Regions from separate parts of the Homo sapiens genome. Here region 1 is linked to region 2. A link is an interaction called in ENCODE POLR2A ChIA-PET data of the cell type or tissue named here. Cell type or tissue: PC-3. All regions are shown on one strand. Each heading gives the region's core, and the rest is flanking DNA. Links, peaks and the distances in the headings are about the cores only.

The links. ChIA-PET counts read pairs that join two places held together with the same protein. Peaks named below come from ENCODE experiments on the same cell type or tissue, not always from the same donor. Only the 100,000 strongest peaks of a DNase experiment are listed, where the experiment ranks them.
Region 1: POLR2A ChIA-PET joins it to region 2 with 5 read pairs; 1 of 35 experiments calls an interaction of 5 or more read pairs at or near these places.

What each region holds. Positions count from the first base shown.
Region 1 is chr19:5,486,239-5,489,151 of GRCh38, reverse strand. LOC124904622 (a long non-coding RNA gene) reads left to right here and starts at 1,509. Exons shown (of 2, transcript XR_007067106.1): 1 at 1,509-1,569. In PC-3, for the core only: no CTCF peak of the experiment used is centred there; a DNase peak (open chromatin) is centred at 1,681.
Region 2 is chr19:5,344,453-5,347,365 of GRCh38, reverse strand. No RefSeq gene overlaps it. Among named protein-coding and RNA genes, the nearest start is that of PTPRS, 5.1 kb to the right of the region's middle. In PC-3, for the core only: no CTCF peak of the experiment used is centred there; a DNase peak (open chromatin) is centred at 1,175.

The DNA.
Region 1 (2,913 bases), core at 284-2,783, 140 kb before region 2:
CCGTGCCTGACCCAAAGGTGCATCTTATATTTGACGGCATCTCAGAGCCCGTGGAATACAGTGACAAGTAGGTATGTGGCAGGGTGTGTTAGAAGGTGAGAAATGCTATGGAAGGAAAAAAGAAAAGATGATGCTTTCAGGCTGGGCGCAGTGGCTCACGCCTGTAATCCCAACACTTTGGGAGGCGGAGGCAGGCAGATCACCTGAGGTCAGGAGTTTGAGACAAGCCTGGCCAACACGGTGAAACCTCATCTCTGTGAAAATACAAAAATTAGCTGGGTGTGGTGGTGCACACCTGTGATCCCAGCTACTTGGGAGGCTGAGGCAGGAGAATTGCTTGAACCGGGGAAGCAGAGGTTGCAGTGAGCCGAGGTGGCACCACTGCACTCCAGCCTGACGTGCAGGGCAAGACTGTGTCTAAAAAAAAAAAACAACAACAAAAAAAAAAAACAGAAGCTAAGGGGCAGTTCTGGGTGTCTGGGATATAAAATCCCCCCACGATGGCAAGTACACAGCGGCTCGTGCCTATAATCCCAGCACTTTGGGAAGCTGAGTGGAAGGATGACTTCAGGTCAGGAGTTTGAAACCAGCCTGGGCAACGTAAAGGTGTGTCTTTTTTTTTTTTCCCGGCAGAACACATCTCTGCAAAAAATTTAAACATTAGCCAGGTAGGCCGGGCGTGGTGGCTCATGCCTGTAATCCCAGCACTTTGGGAGGCGGAGGCAGGCAGATCACCTGAGGTCAGGAGTTTGAGATAAGCCTGGCCAACACGGTGAAACCTCATCTCCGTGAAAATACAAAAATTAGCTGGGTGTGGTGGTGCACACCTGTGATCCCAGCTACTCGGGAGGCTGAAGCTGGAGAATGGTGTGAACCCGGGAGGCAGAACTTGCAGTGAGCCGAGATTGCGCCACTGCACTCCAGCCTGGGCGACAGAGCAAGACTCCATCTCAAAAATAAATAAATACATAAATAAATATAATCCCAGCACTTTGGGAGGCTGAGGTGGGCGGATCACGAGGTCAGGAGATCGAGACCATCCTGGCTAACACGGTGAAACCCTGTCTCTATTAAAAATATAAAATACAAAAAATTAGCTGGTGTGGTGGCGGGCGCCTGTAGTCCCAGCTACTTGGGAGGCTGAGGCAGGAGAATGGCGTGAACCCAGGAGGTGGAGCTTGCAGTGAGTCGAGATTGCGCCACTGCACTCCAGCCTGGGCGACAGAGTGAGACTCTGTCTAAAAAAAAAAAAAAAAAAAAAAAAAAGAAAATTAGCCAGGTATGGTGGTGCACATCTGCAGTCCCAGCGACCCAGGAAGCTGAGGCAGGAGGATCACTTGAGATTGGGAGTTCGAGGCTTCAGTGAGCTATGATCGTGCCGTTGTACTACTCCAGCCTGGGTGACAGAGCAAGACCTTGTCTCTTAAAAAAAAAAAAAAGAGAGAGAGAAATCTTCCCCCATGTAATAATGGTGAGATCATAGAAGGAACTGGAAGCATGGGGATGGTGGCTCTATGAGGCTACTCTGGGGAGCTACTAGGTCTCCTTGAAAGATTTAAATCCCAACAGGTGAGTTTGAGAAGCTTTAGGGCTTGAGGTTTGTGGTTTCTCTTGTGGTCTCAAGTCCCGTTGGTGGAGATGATAAACCATGTGGCTGCAGACCCTTGGAACGTCGTATCATGGCCAGGAGGAAGGTGGATTGTGGGCAAAGGCAGACTCTGCAATCAGACAGGTCTGGCAGGAAATTCCAGCTATACCTATTCCCTGCTATGTGACCTTGAGTGAATTATGTCCCTCCCTGAGCCTAGTTTCCTGGCTGGTAGAATGGAGACCATATCAGCTCTTGGGGCCGGGCATGGTGGCACACGCCTGTAATCCCAGCACTTTGGGAGGCCAAGGCAGGTGGATCACCTAAGGTCGGGAGTTCGAGACCAGCGTGACCAATATGGTGAAACCCCGTTCGTACTAAAAATAAGAAAAATTAGCCAGGCGTGGTGGTGCACACTTGTAATCCCAGCTGCTCGGGAGGCTGAGGCAGGAAAATCGCTTTAACCCAGGAGGCAGAGGTTGTAGTGAGCTGAGATCGCGCCACTGCACTCCAGCCTGGGCAACAGAGTAAGATTCCGTCTCAAAAAAAAATCAGCTCTTACCCCATAGCATGAGTGTGCAAATTCAATGTAAGCATGTAAACTCTCAAAAGAAGCGCTGTGCAGAGCACCTGGACCACAGCAAGGACTTGATAAATGTTACCAGTTAGGGTCTGGAGTCTTCCTTTTTGCCTAGGATCTATGCCACTGTCTGCCACCTTTTTCTGTGGTATCAAAAGCCTCCATTCCTGTTGTATCTGTTAGGATAGGCTTGGTTTTGCTGCAGTAATCAAACAGCCCCTATGCCTCAGAGGCTAAGAACATCCAAAGTTTATTTCTCACTCACATTGTATATGCAATTGTGACCTTTTGGGCCAGGGACTTGAAGATTATCACTTCCCTCCAGGACCCTGGCTGATGGAGCAGTCACTGCCTGGAACTTGTTGATTTCTGTGGCAGAAGAAAACAGGGTTCTGGAGGGTATTTCATTAGCAGCTAATTGTTGTATTTTGAGTAGAGACAGGGTTTCACCATGTTGTCTAGAACCCATCCTACATTCCCACTCAATCCAACCCATTGCAGAAGCCAGGAAGTTCAATCCCAAACTGTGCTCATGTAATAGCCGTAGCTATGACATCCACCAAATCTCTTTGACATACAACCCTAAGCACTTCTTTTTTTCTTTTCCAGAGACAGGGTCTTACTCTGTTCCCCCAGGCTGGAGTGCAGTGGTGTGATCATAGCTCACTGCAGCCTCGAACTCCCGGCCTCAAGTGATCCTCCCGCTTCAGCCTCCCAAGTAGTTAGGACCAGAGGTGCACACCTC
Region 2 (2,913 bases), core at 95-2,594:
ATTCTTCCAATCCATGAGCATGGGATGTCTTTCCATTTAGTTAAGTCTTCTTTAATTTAATCTTTCAACCTTTTGTTATTTTTTATAGTATAAGCTTTGCACTTCTTTTGGAAATATATTCCTAAGTATTTTATTCTTTTTCATCAATTGTAAATGGAATTGGTTTCTTAATTTCATTTCGTTTGTTCATTGCCACTGCATAGGAAATACAATGGATTTTTGTGTATTGATTTCATATCTTGCCGCCTTGATGAATTCATTTACTAGTTTTATAGGTCTTTAGTGGATCCCTTAGGATTTTCTACATGCAAAATGATGTCATGTGCAAATAGAGATAGTTTAATTTCTTCCTTTCCAATATGAATGCCTTTTATGTTATTTTCTCACCTAGTTGCCTGGTTATAGGCTTCAGTACAATGTTGAATAGAAGTGGTGGGAGGGAGCATTCTCATCTTGTTCCTAATCTTACGGGGAAAACATCCAGTCTTTCACCATAAAGTATGATACTGACTGTAGATGCCTTTTACTAGGTTGAGAAAGCTTCATTCTGTGCCTAGTTGTTGAGTGTTTTCCTAACCCATGCCTCCCCAAATCCTCCAACGCTTACCAAATCAGCTAAATCAGGGGACCCCCAAGTGAACCCCACATGGAGCCCAGCACAGAGCAGGTGTGCAGCAAATAGGATGTTCCTATCTGCTCCTCTTCCCTTTGGCGTTTGAAGCGAATTTGTGAGGAGAAAGAGACAGAGAGAGGAGCAGAGAGAACAACATTTAATTTGAAGTAACGTGCAACGATAGTGGAATCTCTGGCACAGGGAAAGTTTAGGGGAGATGTTTTGGACCTGTCTGGCAGGAATTTAAGGCTGAGTTCTTTGCAGACAATCCTGAACTTGGTATGAAGGGTCCTGTTTGTACACAGTGATGGGCGGCTGATGGTTCCCCTGGAGTTATCTCAACAAAACCACAATGGAGCTAATTACCAGGTTCTGGGAGGCTCCTAGGCAGAGGTTGGTCTGGCAGAAAAGGAAGAGGAGGGTGGGAGAGTGGGAAGAGCCCCCTCCCCCACAACGCTCCTGAAGAAGCAGCGAATGTTCATTGACTGAACTTTTCACCCAACAATGACTCACACCCTCAGTGTGCGTGCCAGCTCACCACGATCAGCAGACAGGAAAGAGACCCAGAACCCACCATGTCCTACCTCCCAGTCTGAGTGTTTTTCACAGTGTGGAACTTGGAGGGTTGAGGCATGCCCCTGGGGACAACATTCTCTCCTTTGTTCTCTTCAAGCCTTGGCCTGCAGGAAGGCTTAGCTTGGTGCTATTGCGTCTTTAACACCTTTGTAACACGTGTCAATTTCCTGGAGCTGTCCAGAGGCTGCAACAGCATCAGACTAGAATGTTCTGTTCTTGGCTTGGCTGCACACAGTGGCTCACACCTATAATCCCAGCACTTTGGGAGGGGGAGGTGGGAGGGTCATTTAAGCCCAGGAGTTCGAGACCAGGCTGGGTAACACAGGGAGAGCCTGTCTCTACAAAAAATTTAAAAATTAGCCAGGTGTAGTGGTCTGTGCCTTTCGTCCCAGCTACCTGGGTAGCTGAGCTGGGAGGATCACTTGAGCCCCAAGAGGTTGAGACTGCAGTGAGCTGTGATTGTGCCATTGCACTCCAGCCTGGGTAACAGAGTGAGGCCCTGTCTTGGAAAAAAAAAAAAAAGAATTTTATAATTTTCTGTTCTTGTTGTATCGACTTGTAGGATCATCTTTTGTTTCTGGCTAGGCAACCATAGTTTTCTCATTTACAGTGACCGCATTTTTTTTTTTTTCTTTAGACGGACTTTGTTTCTTATTGCCCAGGCTGGAGTGCAATGGCGCGATCTCGGCTTACTGCAACCTCTGCCCACCAGTTTCAAGCGATTCTTCTGCCCCAGCCTCCCAAGTAGCTGGGATTATAGGCACCCGCCACCACGCCTGGCTAATTTTTTTGTATTTTTAGTAGACACAGGGTTTCGCCATGTTGGCCAGGCTGGTCTCGAAGTCCTGGCCTCAGGTGATCTGCCCACCTCGGCCTCCCAAAGTGCTAGGATGACAGACGTGGGCCACCGCGCCCAGCCTACAGTGACCACACTTACCAGAAATCCTTTTGTGAGTCTGCACCTGGTGGCAGGTGGTTGACATAGTGTGATTCATTTCACCCTCCAGACAGCCCTAAGGGACCAATATTATTTATTTTTTATTTTTTATTTTTTTGAGACGGACTCTTGCTCTGTCGCCCAGGCAGGAGTGCAGTGGTGTGATCTCAGTTCACTGCAAGCTCCACCTCCCGGGTTCACGCCATTCTCCTGCCTCAGCCTCCCGAGTAGCTGGGACTACAGGCACCTGCCACCTCGCCCGCTAATTTTTTGTATTTTTAGTAGAGATGGGGTTTCACCATGTTAGCTAGGATGGTCTCGATCTCCTGACCTCCTGATCCGCCCGCCTCGGCCTCCCAAAGTGCTGGGATTATAGGCGTGAGCCACCACGCCCGGCAGGGACCACGATTATTATTATCCCCATTTACAGACAGGCAAACTGAGGCACAGCTAGAGTAGGGAGACACGCAGGAAACACACAAACCGGCCAAAATATAAAATCATTCCAAATCATGATAAATAATCTGATACTGAAGTAAAGATGATCATGTGGTCACCTCAGTGAGATGGTCTGGGAGGGTCTCCCAGAGACTCGAAGAGCAAGGAGGAACAATTGGCCTTGAGAAAAGCAGGAGGAACAGCATCCTGGTCAGAGGGAACAGACAGTGCAAAGGCTCTGTGGCAGGACCTTACCTGGTGTGTTGGAGGCACAGCAAGGAGGCCCGAGTGGCGGGAGCAGAGTGAGCGAGGGTGACAGAGGGCGGGGAAGGGGGTAGGTTATGCAGAG